Regions from separate parts of the Homo sapiens genome. Here region 2 is linked to region 1. Evidence: read pairs that join two places in POLR2A ChIA-PET (ENCODE). Cell type or tissue: MCF 10A. All regions are shown on one strand. Each heading gives the region's core, and the rest is flanking DNA. Links, peaks and the distances in the headings are about the cores only. Region 1 has its middle 30 kb from the start of GPM6B. Region 2 overlaps GPM6B (glycoprotein M6B).

Evidence for each region. ChIA-PET counts read pairs that join two places held together with the same protein. Peaks named below come from ENCODE experiments on the same cell type or tissue, not always from the same donor. Only the 100,000 strongest peaks of a DNase experiment are listed, where the experiment ranks them.
Region 2: POLR2A ChIA-PET joins it to region 1 with 7 read pairs; 3 of 35 experiments call an interaction of 5 or more read pairs at or near these places.

The regions. Positions count from the first base shown.
Region 1 is chrX:13,842,453-13,851,114 of GRCh38, forward strand. It overlaps a transcript of GPM6B not described here. Among named protein-coding and RNA genes, the nearest start is that of GPM6B, 30 kb to the left of the region's middle. In MCF 10A, for the core only: no CTCF peak of the experiment used is centred there; a DNase peak (open chromatin) is centred at 3,539.
Region 2 is chrX:13,774,357-13,783,018 of GRCh38, forward strand. GPM6B (glycoprotein M6B) reads right to left here. Exons shown (of 8, transcript NM_001001995.3): 5 at 5,462-5,633; 6 at 2,996-3,069; 7 at 1,882-1,947. Among named protein-coding and RNA genes, the nearest start is that of GPM6B, 38 kb to the right of the region's middle. In MCF 10A, for the core only: no CTCF peak of the experiment used is centred there; a DNase peak (open chromatin) is centred at 4,765.

The sequences.
Region 1 (8,662 bases), core at 333-8,332:
AGTTCTCAATTTCCCCCTGTGGTTTATGAAGCCCAGGGGCCCCTAATGACCTCCACATTGAACAGGAGGCACATCCCTCTGCCAGCAGTAATTATTTTATTGACCTGATCAAAGAACAACCATTTCCATTGTCAAAAAGATCTGTGGCCAGACCTGGTGGCTCATGCCTATAACTTAGTGCTCTGGGAGGCTGAGATGGGAGGATTGCTTGAGGCCAGGAGTTCAGGAGCAGCCTGGGCAACATAGTGAGGCCCCCATGTCTACAAAAAATTTTTTAAAAGAAAAAAAATTTTTTAAAAGCTACCCAAACACATCAGCCTTAAGCACACAATGGCAGTAATTAAAGATGCATATTTCCCAGATTAAAATATGAGTCAATGGACACAGCATAAAATAATGTATTAATATTTACTCAACATATTTCTTTCACTGATTACGATGAAGCCAAAACTCATTTTTTTAACAAACACCTTTATTATCATTGACATACCATACAATTCACCATTTTAAGTGTACAATTTTTAATATATTCCCCCCTTTCCACTTGTTCAAAATATATGATCGCAACTGTTAACACGATCTAATTTTGAACACTTCAGTCCCTACTAAAAGATCCCATTAGCAGTCAATCTGTATTCCTCCCTACCCTACCCTCACCCCTCAACTCTGGTTCAAAGCAACCATTAGGAGCTTTCTCCATAAACTTTCTACTTTCTCCATAAACTTGCCTTTTCTGGACACATGGATATGTAGTCCTTTGTGACTGGAGTCTTTTACTTAATGTTTTCAAGGGTCATTGATGCTGTAGCATGTGTTAGTATTTCCTTTCTTTTTATTGCTGAATCATACTGCATTGCAGGATATACCACATTTTGTTGATCCACTCATCAGTTGATGGACATTTGAGTTGTTTCCACCTGTTGGCTATTATGAACACTACTACTATGAACACTCATGTACAAGCTTTTGTGTGAACACAAGTTTTCATTTCTTTTGGGTATATACCTGAAAGTAGAATTGTTGGGTCATATGGTAATCCTATATTTAACCATTAGAGAAACTGCCATTATGTTTTCCAAAGCAGCTGTACCATTTTACGTTCCCACTAGTAGCATGTGAGGGTTTCAGTTTCTCCACATCCTCACCAACATGTATTTACTGTCTTTTGATTTCAGCCATGATAGTGGGTGTGAAGTGATATCTCATTGTGGTTTCAATTTGCATTTCCCAACTAATGATGTTGAACATCTTTCATAAGCTTATTGGATATTTGTAAATTTTTTAGAGAAATGCCTATCACATCCTTTATTTTTATTTTGGGTTGTCTTATTATTAATTTTAATATATTCTGGATGCAAGTCTCTTAGATATATGATTTTAAATATTTTCTCCCATTCTGTGAGTTCTCTTTTTACTTTCTTGATGGTGTCCTTTGCAGCTCAATAGTTTTTAATTCTGATAAAGTCCAATGTATCTATTCTTTTCCTTTGTTGCTATTGTTGCATCTAAGAAACCACTGTCTAAACCAAGGTCATGAAGATTTACTCCTGTGTTTTCTTCTAACAGTTTTATAATTTTAGTTTTTACATCTAGGTCTATGATCCATCGTGAGTTAATTTTTGTGTATATGAGGTAGGGGTGCAACTTCATTCTTTTACATGTGGATATCCAATTGTCCCAGCACCATTTATTGAAAAGAGTATTCTTTCCCCACTGAATTGTCTTAGTATCCTTGATGAAAATCAATTGACTATAAACATAAGGGTTATTTCTGGACTCTCAATGATATCCTATTGATCTATATGTCCATTCTTAGGCCAGTACCACACGGTAGCTTTGTAGTTTTGGCTATTTTGGCATTGCCAAATTCCATTTTGAAAGAACTCTAGTTTAGCACAAATGTTGATTATGTTATTAATAAAAGTGACTGGAAACACCTATTTTCATATCTGACTGATGCTTGTTAGATGGCAAAAACTTTTAGTGCCTTCATCTTCTGACAGTTAAAATTTGCTTTAATCAATCACACACACATCCTGTAACAGCCAAATGTCCCATTTAACAATGTCATCCATTTAGTACATTCAGAATTATTTGAACAAATAGCATCAAAATTATTATTCCACTGGATACAATAAGGTAATTGCCAAGCCCTGGACACAAAGACTTGGAGCCCAAGTATGTGGAGAATATCATTCTCCAGATCAATGCCGGGATCTGGAAGGATCTTCAAACTTCAGTAAGACAAAATATTTCATGGTATGGACCACAGCATTTTCTGGTTGTCTATAGCTACAAGTGGTTCCCCCTCAAAGTCAGCCAACATCTTTCCTAGTGTCTGAGCTATCTATGGCTTAGAGTTCTTGAACCACTGACTATGCTCTAAACAAAAATAAGAAAACAGAAAAGACAATTCATTGTTTTTGATATGCAGTATGACCAACAAAGCTGGGATTTATCTTGCCTCTCTTACTCTGGTACCTTCTAATATGTGCCAGAATGTTTCTTTTTATTTATTTTCAGAACGTTTTTTCTTTTTCTTTTTTTTTTTTTTTGAGACGGAGTCTCGCTCTGTTGCCCAGGCTGGAGTGCAGTGGTGTGATCTTGGCTCACGGCAACCTCCATCTCCTGGGTTCAAGCGATTCCCATGCCTCAGCCTCCCGAGTAGCTGGGACTACAGGCATACGTCACCATGCCCTGCTAATTTTTGTATTTTTAGTAGAGATGAGGTTTCACCAGGTTGGCCACGCTGGTCTCAAACTCCTGACCTCAGGTGATCCACCTACCTGGGCCTCCCAAAGTGCCGGGATTACAGGCATGAGCCACTGCACCTGGCCAGAATGTTTTCTTTTCTATAGTGGAAATCTGAGCACCTGAAAGGCTTCCAGGTTTTTCAGTATTTACTTGGGATAAATTTGCCAATTTCCATCTCACGTAATTTTTGTTCATTTGAATGAAATGGCCTTCCATATAACCTATTCCAACAACCTCTTCCAAAAACAAAATGCTTCTAATATACAGAGATGATAGATTTTATTTTTCTATGCAAGAATGAGTTGAGAGTGAAAATTCTCCTTCTTCTAATATTTTTGTATATATATTTAACTTAAAAAGTTATTTAGATTTCAGCTTACAACTAGTTATATATTTATAAATCAATTTTCAGTGGTTTGTTTCAATCTTTAGCATTCTACCACTTCTATGGGATGCTTTAGTCTTCAGCTTACAACTAGTTATATATTTATAAATCAATTTTCAGTGGTTTGTTTCAATCTTTAGCGTTCCACCACTTCTATGGGATGCTTTAGTCTCAAGACCAAGGACAGCCAGCAACGTTGCAAGAAAGCTTTTCAATAGTACACGCTGAACTTTCAGCTACATGTTCTGAAAGAGGTAAACACCCACACAGAACATGGTCAACCTCCAAATTAATTATCCTCACCATGTGTTTCCTCTGAATCACCACTCCCACGTAGGAGGTTGTGTCCTACTGAGGATTCTTGCCAGGCCATGAAGGGACACTGTGTCCAAACTGATGGGTTCTTTATCACAGGTAGAACAAGTAAGGACAGAAAAGAATGCCAAAACCCCGTTCTCCATTCTGCATTCCTTTCTCTCTTTCTCATTTTCCACCTTTCCCTTCCTCTCCCATTTGGCTGTCTCCCAGTGACAGCTAAACCTCTGAGTTTCCCACCTGAGTGCTGTCCCTTTTCCCTACTTCCATTTCCTCTACGAAATTCTGAATTCCCACCCACGCACCCACCTACTCATGCATCCATCCCATCTCCCACTCAACCCCAGCATTTCTAGGCTCAGTTGTCTACTTCTGATCTGTGTTCCCGGACATCATGCTGGATACTTCCCAGGCCCTCCTTGAACCAAAAACCAGACTTATTTCCAGTCCACTTCTTAGAAAAAGGTTGCTTTATACCCACTGTGGGCTCATATTTGTTTTCTTATCTATATAGAGAAGTGTAAGGAAATCTCTGAACACTCAGAGCAAATACGCATCTCTCCCTCGACCATCTTTTTTTTTATTTTTTATTTCATTTTTTTGAGATGGAGTCTTGCTCTGTCGCCCAGGCTGGAGTGCAGTGGCGTGATCTCAGCTCACTGCAAGCTCCGCCCTCTGGGTTCACGCCATTCCCCTGCCTCAGCCTCCCAAGTAGCTGGTACTACAGGCGCCCGCCACAATGCCAGACTAAATTTTTGTATTTTTTTTAGTAGAGACGGGGTTTCACCATGTTAGCCAGGATGGACTCGATCTCCTGACCTTATGATCCACCCGCCTCGGCCTCCCAAAGTGCTGGGATTACAGGCGTGAGCCACTGCGCCAGCTTTTTTTTTTTTTTTTTTTTAAACTTTTTCTTCTTTGCCTAATCATCTTTCCTATTACTGACACATGTTTTAGGCAAACATCATTACTGTCATGGCTGCCAATTTACACAGGAATCACTTCTTGGCCTCGTCTCATGCACGTATGAGGAGGGTGAGTGCTTTCTATCAACCATACCAGTGAAACTACTACTAATGGACTAAGACAAGCAGATAGTTTGATTGTTCAGTCAACAAGTCTATATTTAGCTTTAATTCCCAGCACTTGCCATGTGTCCATGTTAAATATATAAACATGGTATTATAAATTCAAAATCCAAATGTCATATAGAACTGAGACCTTATGAAATCATTAGAGATGAAGGAAAAAACACCATCTTATATGTGTGCAAACATCCCTTACACACCAACTGCTGCCCAAGTTCTGAGTGCTGAACAGGAAAATTTGGCAGAAAATCAGTTAAGAGGGAAACATGGCAATTTTTTAAAAAATCCAAACAACTTTTAATTATTTAGAGACCAAATTTCAAGATTTACCAATGAGTTTCTCTCCAAAGTCTACTTTAAACAAATACTCTTGTTCTTTATAGATTTCAGTGTATTATTTCTAAATGCAATGTATTAATACCTCCATCTAAACTCTAACATAACATTAATCCTACTTATATTTTTGCAGTTTGAATACAAGAAATATGATCCTATTGAGCCTCCTCCTCAGCATCACCCAGGCCTTTACAATATCCATTTCTTTATAGAAAATGGAAGTGCTTGCTAATCTGTTGGCCACTCAGCTATAAGTGGATTAATGCTGGTCCATTAGAAAATGGCTCCTATACATCATGTCAAATGAGCAATTCCCAATATTGGAATTTATAATAAAGCTAAAAAGGCCCTCCAAATGACAGCTTTAACACTAGCCTAATAGCCTAGTCCTTTTTCAAGCAACTTTACAAATACGATTTAAACACTGATTTTTAAAATGCTCTCACTTTCTAGATAAGATTGGAGGTGTTTAAATTGGTATGGCCATAAACCAATAGGAATAGTATGTGCAAAGATCCTAAGGTTGGAAGAAACTTGAGAACATAAAGAAATTTAAAGCAGTGTGGCTAGAGCCCAGACAGCAAGAAAGGAAGTATTAAGAGATAAGTCGAGAAGACCAGAATGTGATGGCTCTCAGCTCAGGTATAGTGGATGCTGTAATATATCACCCAGATTCCCCTCCTTCCGGACTGATATACTGATACCCCCAGCTGCTGGCAAAGTTGACAGATGACAGCTTGTGGCTGAGGACTTCCTCCTAGTGATTGTACTCTACTGAAGAAAGCCGTCTTGCCCATGGTCATGTCCCTGGCTCAGGGGCATCTGGCACTCAGTGACTGGTCAATATGGGTGCATAAAGACCCAGATCCTTTGTCCAGCCAACCTTGCAGAGCCTTCCCACCTCTGAAGGTTCCAATAGGATAAGCTGAGACCTTGGTTGGGATGATGCTGCAGCCCAACTTCTCCCTCTGCTCAGTCCTGCTTCTTTCATGCCCCTACAGGTGTTTACCCTGAAAGCAATCCTCAACAAACCTCTCCATCTCAGAGTGTACTTCCTAGGGAACCCGACCTGTGACAACAGGTCAAAGAATTTATTTAGACTTTATTTTACATGTGATGGAAGCCATTAAAGAGATTCAGTCAGGGTGTAAGATAGCAGATATGCATTTGTAAAAAAACAATAAAAAATTATTCTGCCGGTTGTTTAGAGACTGAAAGAGGGAATGAAATACAACTTTACACAAACTAGAATGGCTATAAGAAAAAAGACAATAACAAGTGTTAGTGAGGATGTGGAAAACCAGGAACCCTCATACACTGAATATAAAATGATGCAGCTACTTTGGGAAACAATACGGAAGTTTCTCAAAAAGTTAAAGAGTTATCATATGATAATTCTGCTCCTAGGTATATACTCAAGAGAAATAAAAACTTCTGTCCACACAAAAACTTGTACATGAATGTTCACAGAATCTAAGCATCCATCAACTGGTACATGGATAAACAAAATATGGTCAATCCACACTGTGGAACATTTTCTGGCAATAAAAACAAAGTACTAATACATGGTACAATATGGATGAACCTGAAAAATACCATGCTCAGAGAAAAAAGCCAGACACAAAAGAACATATGTAAGCCCATTTACATAAAATGTCCAAAACAGGCACACAGTAGAGATGAAAACTTGATGCATGGTTCCTCAAGGAACCTGGGACTAGAGATGGGAATAGGAACTAACTGTAAATAAGCTCATCGAATTTTACTGAGTGATGGAAATACTCTGGTAAATTTTATAATATGTAAATTATACCCAAATACAATTGTTTAAAAAAATAAATGTGGAAGAAATAGGGAGTAAGCATAGTAATCCACATCAGAGATGATGGTGACTTGGACCAGGTAGAAACAGAATTTGAGAAAGGTAGGCTGAATTCAAAAGTAGGCTGACGCCAAGAAGATAGAATCATCAGGGTTTCCACAAGGCATTTTCTTACCACTTTAGCTTTCTGTGAACTCTTACGGCACCAACACCCTGTCCCATCCATTTTGACATAATCACACACTGCCTTACATTACATTCACTTGATTCTTTCATACACACAGTCATTGCCATTGCCTGGAGGCCAGATGTGTACATGGGTGTATCATAAATACAGACAAATGATTGGTGAAACAATTGAACATAATCAGCTCCAGGCTGGATACCATTGATTACTCTGGATTACACTAACAGTTAGCATAATGTTAAGACAATAAAACTAGCAATTACCTTCACATAGGAGTTGCTAAAGTCATCAGCACAAGAAAGTAAAAATCAATTTGTTAGAACATAACTACCATAATTGATGGCAAAAAGGGAATAGAAACAGAATCAGGGAGTTGGCCAAAAGCAACATTTTTAATATATGTTATTTTGGGGGTGGGGGGGAGAGTAATAAAATATAGGCCCGGTGTGGTGGCTCATCCCTGTAATCTCAGCATTTTGGGAGGCTGAGGGGGCGGGTCACCTGAGGTCAGGAGTTCGATACCAGCCTGGCCAACATGGTGAAACCTCATCTTTACTAAAAATACAAAAATTAGCCAGGCATGGTGGCACGCACCTGTAGTCCCACCAACTCAGGAGGCTGAGGCAGGAGAATCGCTTGAACCTACAAAGGAGAGGCTGCAGTGAGCCGAGATGGCATCACTGCGCTCCAGCCTGGGTGACAGAGCAAGACTCTGTCTCAAAAAATAATAAAATATAGGAACACTACTATAGTTTGGATGTTTGTCCCCTCCAAATCTCATTTTGAAATCTGATGCCAATATTGGAGATGGGGCCCAATGAGAGGTGTTTGAGTCACGGAGGTGAATCCCTCATGAATACATTAATGTCCTCTCTGAGTGGAAGGGAGTGAGTGGGTTCTTCCTCTGTTAGCTCCTGAGAGAGCTGGTTGTTAAAAAGAGCCTGGCACCTCCTTCCCCTCTTTCTCTTGCTTCCTCTCTCACACTCTATGTGATAGCTCCTTTCCCTTCTGCCATGAGTGGAAGCTTCCTGAGGCCTTTACTGGATGCAGATGCTGGTGCCATGCTTCTTGTACAGTCTCCAGAACTGTGAGTCAAATAAACCTCTTTTCTTATAAATTACCCAGCCTCAGGCGTTCCTTTATAGCAATACAAATGGACTAGGACAAATACTTTGAACAGCATGTTTGTCTCTTGGACAGTCAGTCTGCCAAGTTACTAATTCAAGCCTTAAATCCATGTAGCACAGTAGACAGAACAGGTTCCAGGGGATGGGAGTCTGGACCTTGGTTGAACCATACATGTGAGTATGGGCAATATACTTAAGCTCTTTAATATCCAGCTTCTTTGAAAAAATGAGAATACTAAATATCTTTCACAAAGTCAATGGAAGACGTCAATGAAACTACATGTAGTCTTTAGGACATGCAATGAATAAAAGCATTGTTTTTATTGGTATCGTTATTTAAAATATTTGTAATGATTCATTTTACCAATAAATTAAAACTATATTGAACTCACTTCTTTGAAAAAAAGTTAATCTAGGCCAGGCATGGGGGCTCGTGCCTGTAATCCCAGCACTTTGGGAGGCCAAGGTGGGCAAATCACTTGAGGTCAGGAGTTCAAGACCAGCCTGGCCAACTGGTGAAACTCCATCTCTACTAAAAATACAAAAATTAGCTGGGCGCGGTGGTGCATGCCTGTAGTCCCAGCTACTCGGGAGGCTGAGGCAGGAGAATCGCTTGAACCCAGGAGGCAGAGGCTGCAGTGAGCTGAG
Region 2 (8,662 bases), core at 467-8,466, 68 kb before region 1:
CAGATCTCATTATTGTGTAATTCATGTACAGTAAGTCATCTTATTAATCTACCATGCAAGGTGAGTTTACTAAAGCTATTTACAAATTACTGTAACAAAATTGCAGAAACCTAGACTCTGCTTTAGTCTGGAGTGTCAGTGATATTTCATGCTACAGAGCATAGCTCTCTAAAACTCCTTATGCAATTTAGAATTTAGTGCAGCAATCTTCCCGACTCTTAAACTTCAAAACCGCATAGTTATATGTAGTAGCCATCATGTAGATCAGCTGGTGGAAGAGAACAAAACAGGACAGTAAGATACAGGCAGTGAGGGCCGATGCCATGACACTTCTAAACTTGGGTGGGGACGGGTGCCTGCTCATAGTCTAAGGTGTTTTTTTCCCACTTAAAATCACAACAGACAATTTTCCTATCTAGCACACACAAACTTTTTCTCATCACACATGTACAATGTAAGTCATTGGTTCTGCCCTCAGTGAGTTTACTAAAAGGACTTGGATGCGTTTCAAGAATAACAAGACAGAGAGCTGGGTCAACAGCATGAGAAGGATGAAGCTAAATGCCTTAATCCTCTCATCTTTCCAAAACCACCTGCTCAGCAGCAGGCAGTTATCTTTCCTCCCTGTTGCTCAACCAAAAGAACAGGTCACCCCATGATTTTAAAGGTGGTTTTTTTCATAGATTCTAAGGGGATTTAATGGTCAGAAAAACTGGGAATGAATAATTTACAAGCAGCTGAGATTTTTCCCTTGCTCTACCAATCTTAGTTGGTTTTCCTGAAATCACAAACCAAGCCCTCCAAAATTACATGTATACAAACATACATACATAAGAGCGTGTATTTATACAGTTGATTTTCATTACTTGTAGATTCCACATTTGTGACTGCCTACTTGCTAAGATTCATTTGTAATCCTTAATACTTGAGGCACTTCTTTCGCAGTTATTAGCAGACATGTGCAGAGCGGTGAAAGTTGAGTTGCCCGGTATGCACATTCCCAGCTGAGGCTGAACAAGGCAATACTCTGCCTTCTTGTTTCAGCTCTCAGACTGTAAATAAGTATACTCGAAGTATATTTAGTGCCACGTTTTTCACATTTTTGTGCATTTTGTGGGTGATTTTGCTGCTTAAAATGGCTCCCAAGCATAGTGCTGCAGTGCTGTCTAGAGTCCCTAAGTGCAAGAAGGTTGCAAACTGCCTGACCAGAGAAAATGTTCATTAGAGAAGCTTCATTCAGGCATAGGGATAGAGCTATTGGCCATGAATTCAATATTAAGGAATCAACAATATATATTAAATACGGTGTATTTACACAGAAACACACGAAACAAGCTTATGTGTTGATAGGTTGCTGAAAATGATGTGACCAGAGGCTCACAGAAACCTAGCCATGTATTTCCCCTAGGAGCAGTGGTCCAGCATTCGCTAATTCATTGCTTGAGGTGACTTTATGGAACACAGCTACCCTGTATGAGTGACTATATAAATGTATGTATATGTGCATATCTCCACTTGTAAATTAATATCCCTTGGCAAAGAAATGGGTAATGCCTCACGTGAGCATTGCATCTGTCTGCGACTGAAGTCATGAAGCTAAGTGCTCAGTGCAACAAGGTAATATGCTAGGCCTAGTTGATAGGTGTTGATACCCTCTTTTCTTTCCAGAGTCCAAATTACATCACCTACAATCAGTGCCAAGGCAACCAACTAATACTTTCTGTAAACTACATGTGGTAAGTTAACACAGGCGCCAGTTAACCAAGGTTGAGTGCCAGAATCATTGGCTTCAATAGGCTGGTAAAAGCTGGAAGGGAAATCTGTCATTTAGAAGCTGGAGGGAGGAGGCTAGACTAGGGTGGTCTTGGGGCCATTACTCACCAGGGCAATGACGGTGGCACCAGCTCCTGCACAGGCCACAATGAACAGGTGATAGGACATGTAGAACTACAAAAGAACAGGGCATCAACATAAGCATTTGATGTTAAATGAAATGGCCTACACTCATTGTGGGGTGCTGCTTCATCTGTCTCCTTTGCAGCTCTTCTCTGCAAGACTGGGCACAGGCCTGCCTTCTCTTCATGCTCTGGCCTCATGGTGGAATCACCCGAGGAGCTTTAAAAACTTTCTGATGCCCAGACTGCCCCCCAAATCGATTAAATCTGAATACCTAAGGGCTGGGCCTCAGCCATCAGTATAACATAGTGCTGCCTTGATGGCTGTAACATGCAGCCACGGTGGGGAGCCCTGCTTCAAGCCACTGCATATTATGGATATACAAATTGACAAGTCAGATAGGGTAGGAGCTGATTATTTCTGTAACTCACTGCTTCTTAAAAGCTTGCCAGGATTTTCTTAAATATACAAGCACCTACGAATGCATTTAAGAATTTTCCTTTATAAACAGTTACAAGCCAATGACTGAAGAATGTTCTAGGGCTGAGACAATTTAAACCAAATTGTTAGGACACACTCCCTAGTAAGGACGAATGAGAATTAGAGAAGTAGCAAGTCATTCCAGAAATATAAATGATTAACTGTGGCCTCATTTATTAAAAGTTGGGTATATACACAAATTCCTCTATGAAATAGAGGGACTCCTCTATGAAAATTAACTTACATCCGTTCTGTGACAGGTGTTCTACTTTGAAAATCTTTCAAAGTAGAAAGAGTAGAAGTAGAAGAGGTGAGAGAAGAATCTAGATATATTATTAGATTTCTAGGTTTGGGATCACCTCTAAATTATTGCCCAAAGGAAAAGCCCTCCACTTCTTAAGGATTCTCACCAAATGTGTTGGACCATATGAAGTGACCATTTTTGTAGGTCAAAAATGGCTGAATAGTGATGGTTACATATAGCTCTATCTTAAAGATTCTAAACAAGGAGCTTTCCTTAATGGCATTTTAACCATCTCTCTCGCTCTTTCTACAGCTGGGAGAACCCTTTTTTCTCAGCCTAATACTCAAGGGTTATTCTGAACTGTGATGAGTTTACCTCGTTTGTGTTGCAGATGTTCTCCAGGGCAGAGCCACATATTTTTCCGGGGAAAGCATTCCAAGGAATGATACCTGTAAAATGAACCCCAATAGGATGTTAGTACAAACTATAGCGCCTCATGTTCTTAACAGACCCCACCACTTCGGATGCCAGTTACAGTGTAATTGTAGGCTATGTTCTTCATTAAGAATTGATGGATCTGCTGTCTGCAGAACAAGCATTTTGGAATAAATAGCCCCATTTGAACAATAGGCCAAAAGCAAAGCCAACTAGTCCATAAGAGATTTAAACAGCCTGATATTTTTTTCCCCTACAAATTGTGCTTTATTCAGTGAGGGTTCACATTTGGAAGTTCATATTTGTAAACATTAATTTTCAAAGCCAGGCTTTCCCTATAGTTACTGCAGGACAACCCCCTCATAAAGCATTTTATCACATTGAGGTCAAAATACATTTCCTCATGAATGCTGTGGTCTGTGGCCTTGCTGTCCAAGCTCTGTTACTGGTCTGCCAGGAGTTAAGTTCCAAAATTGCAAGTATACACTCAAACTTTCATGGCAATTTGACGGAGTAATTTATGTTTGTGGGAATCCAATAAAAAACTCTGGATTTGTACTTTGTCTTTGTTTTTATATTCATTTTTATTATGTCTTATAAACGTATTAGAAAATATTTTTGGACTGAAAATCAAATTGGTTTGTTTTTTTTTTTTTTTGAGACAGTCTTGCTCTGTCGCCCAGGCTGGAGTGGAGTGCTGCAATATTGGCTCACTGCAGCCTCCACCTCCCGGGTTCAAGCAGTTCTCTGCCTCAGCCTCCCAACTAGCTGGGATTACAGGTGCCTGCCGCCATGCCCAGCTAAGTTTTGTATTTTTAGTAGAGACGGGGTTTCACCATCTTAGCCAGGCTGGTCTTTGAACTCCCGACCTCGTGATCCACCCGCCTCAGCCTCCCAAAGTGCTGGGATTACAGGCATGAGCCATCGTGCGTGGCCGGAAATTTTTTAAAAAGAAAAAACACTACTGTCCTTTACCCCAGAGGGTGGGACAAGCAGAGTCTATGATTTCTCTCTCACTTAAACCCTGAGGCTCCTCTGCAATGACAGTTGTCCAGTGGGCTGCTGCTTTTTTTCCCCTTTAATGCATAAGTTTGTGCTTAAATATTAAACACTCCTAGGAGGTTAAGGAAAGGAGTATTAGAAGAAAAAAAATCCTTATTCCTTTCATCCTTGACACGGGCCAAGAGTACATCTTTATACTTCAGAAGCATGGGAAATTACCCCAAATTATCAGTGAAACCAGTAACTATAACAATAAATAGGCAAATATAGAGGATTTAAAAAGATGATTGCTGATTACCAAAAATTTGTGGCAAAACACTTACTTTTAAGGAATAGGAGAATGATATACATTTAGATATTCATTTACAAATAACTTTAACAGCCAACTTTAGGCTCCGTTTTTAGCTCTATCATAAAGAACAGTGTTGTTCAGCCTTGGTCTTTGTGAGAAGAGGTTAGTCTGATAGGTAGTTTCAAGCAAATTTAGTATTATGTTGTAAGGTAAGATGTTGAGACTAAGCCACATGAGAAAAACAGCAAAAATGAAATAGTCATCTCTCTTCAGAAAAGCTCTGGAAGGACAGTTATTTCCTCTTCAATTCTGATGAAAGCTATTCCCCCCCACCCCCGGTTGTTTCTGCCAAGAAAAGATTTCCTACCATGGTGGCTGGAAGCAGTAATTAGACTCCTCCCTCAGGATGCTGCCCTCTTACTCAGCTGCCCTCTCTTACTCAGCAGCGAAGTCAAGTCCCAAATTAACTGACAGGAGGAGCCAGTGGTCTCTTCTGGGGTTTGTCACAATGAACCAACCTTAGATCCCCATTGTAAGGATCTCACTCATTAGAAAATGTTTGAACTGGTTTCTAACAGCTGATAATGATTTATAGAGTATGTTCTGATGACTTTAAAATATGGCTGGATCTAATGTTGTATTTTTCAATACAGATGAAGTTTAAGCAGTTGGTCATTTTAAAAAGACCAGATTTGAGGAGTTGGATGTGCAAATTAATTGAATTATACAATGTGTGCAATATTATTTTGAATGGAAAGTTGGATGTTATAAAACTGAAAATAAAGAAAAAATACAATCTTTTTGTAGCGGAGATCCAGAAGTCTTTTTTGATTGAACTGCATTATAAAGTAGTTTCATATTAAGAAAAGCTTCTTTCACTACACACTTAACATGAAAATATAACGAAATTTTGATACCTAGCAAGCTAAAAGCCTCCCTGAAGTTTCCACCCAGAAAATAGCATATTGAAGGGAAAAGTATAAAATTACTCTAATAGAAGGGATGAAACAGATCATGACAATTAAAAGGATGCGCATGTAATAATTAGGTCCAGACATATGCACGAGAGGATAATGAAATAACTGGGGGAGGGGTGAATTAGAAGGAAGTACCGTATTGTCGGATATCCACACAGATCTGCTCCACACCCGTGGTCCCGTTGGTCTGCGGTGACTTGATGACTTCACAAGTTGACCATATGTTGTAGAACATAAACACGGGCACCGCTGAGAAACCAAACACACCCAGCCAGGCCACTCCAAGCACATAGGTGAGGAAAACGAACTAGGCCAAAACAAGAGGAAGGACAATCATCACTGAAACAGGTAGATGTGTGTCCCCTAAGTGGAAGGATTGTGCATTTTCAGGCCCAATACTGACCTGTGGAACACATTGTGGGGACCCTCGCCCCGGCATTGGTAGCAAGAAGGAAAAGCCAGCACGGGAGCAGGGGAAGTAAGAGCCAGCCACATTCCCCAGAGCTAGAGGATCTAGAATTGGAGTGCCCGAAGCAATGTCAGGGCCTTTCGGGTCACTCTTAACTAACAAGGACAGGAGACCCCAAGAGGTGATCTCACTCATCCAAGGTCACAGAGCTAATCAGTGGCAGCCTCTCAAGAGGTGCTCTTTCTAAATAGCCGTTCTGAAAATGCAGAACATGCTACTTAACATGGGATAGATTCTGGATGTATTCCATATACCACTGAATTATAACTTCATATTAATTTCTCAAAAGTTACCTTTATTTTTCGTAACAGGTTGGCTCACAGAGAATAGCAATTGCCACAAGAAGCCCTCTCAAAAAGAACTTTGCTAGTTTCCTGATTCTGCAAAATTACCAAAAGTTTCAAATAATCACGAATACAAGCTTAATGCTCGATCTATAAAATTCTCATTTTCCTCTACTTTTCTTTTGTCTCTAAGATTCACAGCAGCTTTGCAAGCAAAGCAACGGCTTAGGGAAAAAGCTTCAGGTGTTCACCCACACACTGTCATGGGCAATCCAGGAAGAATAGAATCCCGTTGCTTGGCTTTCCTCTGCCTTGACCACTTTTCAGAGAGCTTTGTGAGGCGGCCTCAAAAACGTGGTATTTGTGTTCTCAGAAGGCGCGCCCACAGAGGGTGTGGAGTGCTAGTTTGGCTTTTCTATTTTGAAGCTGATGGTGGAGACCTGATGGTCACCCCTAACTTTCTGTGCTGCAGGAGATACCTGGGCGGTTGGAGGCCACCTCCTGATGGTCACAATGCCAGGAAACTGCAGAAACGAGACACTTTCCCTTGCACTGCAAGGAAGCATTTGCATCTCCAAAAATATTCAGAGAAGCAGATTTCAGCAGTTCCACCTCCCACTTCCTCCCACTGCTGCTCCAGACTAGGTTTCTTTCCCTTCAAAAGAAAACAGGACCTGAGCAGGAGGGAGCTGGTGGTTCTTGGCTTCAGTGAGCCTTCCCTTCTGTCAGAGGCCAGGACTCCAGAGGGAAGGCCACTGTCCCCCTCCCAGAGGTCCCCGCTGCGAGCTGGCCCTGTCATGGAGGCCTCTAGCGTCCAGAGCTGCTTCCTCAGTGAGTTCCTGGGCACAAACCTCCCACACAGGACTACGAAAGAAAAATCTCCAGACCCCCAAATCACTAAGCCAAAGGGAAAAGTCAAGCTGGGAACTGCGACAGGCAAATCCCCCATTCTATTCCTAAACAAGATAGCACAAAGATAAAGCTACATACCTCCCTCACAATTTGCCCACAAGGAAATTCCTCGTGGACAAAGGACAGAGCTCAAAGTCATCCCTCTGAGGCTCATGTGAGACAAATGCATATCTGATTGCTTCCTCTGCCCTGTCTTTTCACCAAGCCAGACCAGGCATAAGTGACTATTCCTCTACCCTCCTCTCCCATGTGAATTGTATATTCAATGAAAGGCTAATCAGAGACCCAAAAGAATGCAACCAGTTGTCTCTCACCTACTTGTGACCTGGAAGCCCCCTCCCTGCTTCGAGTTGTCCCCACCTTTCTGGACGGAACCAATGTACATCTTACATTCATTGATAAATGTCTCACGTCTCCCTAAAATGTATAAAACCAAGCTGTGCCCTGACCACCTTGGGCCCATGTTGTCCGGACCTCCTGAGGCTGTGTCATGGGTGCATCCTTAACTTTGGCAAAATAAACTTTCTAAATTGGCTGATACCTGTTTCAGATACTTTTGGGTTCACAGGACTGAGGAGACAAAGGCCTTTGGTGATGGAGTGGCAGCTTTGCTTCCCTAGCGGGCAGATCTCATCCACCTTCTCCACCTCACATGACTTTCTGTCCTGTTTCTGTCCCCAGCATCCTCAGCCCTGCCCCGTCACCTGCATCTTCCTCACACCCTCCAAGGCAGGTCAGCATTGTGATCTGTTAAGCGTATGGATGAAACGGAAGCACATGAGGTGCCAGTGGCCAGAGATGCAGACAGCGCATGAATGACTGGCAATGAAATCAAGCAAGATGGTCAAGCTCCTCTCCAGTCTAAGGGGGCTTTCGACTTTCTCCAACAAAATCTGACATAAGAGCTAAAAGCGGGCCATGCTAGGTGGGCTGTGGATCCCTCACAGTGTCCCCATCTCTAGGTGAAGTGCCACTAGCTCAAGTACAAACAAGCTCCTCTCCTCTCCACCATGTACTGTGTCCTGACCAATGCTCAAAGGATCCAAATATGTTAAACATCAGGCAGTGGATGACTTAATGCTGTGCCCTGGTGGAAACTAGACCTCTATTTTTGAAACTTGATGGGTAGAAGTGAGGGGGAAAGCTGTCATTTTAAAGCTGTGAGGAGATGTTTTTGGTTTTTTTTTCCTTTGGAGGAGGATTCCCACTATTTGTGGCTATTTTCCCTCTGCTTTCCACAGGCATTTTATTTAACAGCTGCCTCCTTCCCCTACAAAAGTAACCATTCCCCTGACTTGTACAGGAGGCTGAGGCAGGAGAATCGCTTGAACCCGGGAGGCAGAGGTTGCAGTTAGTGGAGATCGCGACACTGCCCTCCCCAGCCTTGGAGACAGAGTGATGCTCCGTCTCAAAAAAAAAAAAAAAAGAAAAAAAAAAAAATTCTTGGCTCTTGAGCTGTACAAAAACAGGTAGTAGGTCAAATTTGGCCCACAGCCCCTAGTTTGCTAACCCCTGTCTTAGACTATAAGCTGCTTGAGAAAGCAGCCTGTGTTTTAATCTTTGCACCTCTAGTGGCTAGCAAAGCCCAGCTAGGCGCTCTGTACAGCAGGTACTGGTAAGTATTTACAGAAGGATCAGGACGATTTTCCATGGTTCATGTATGTCTTTATG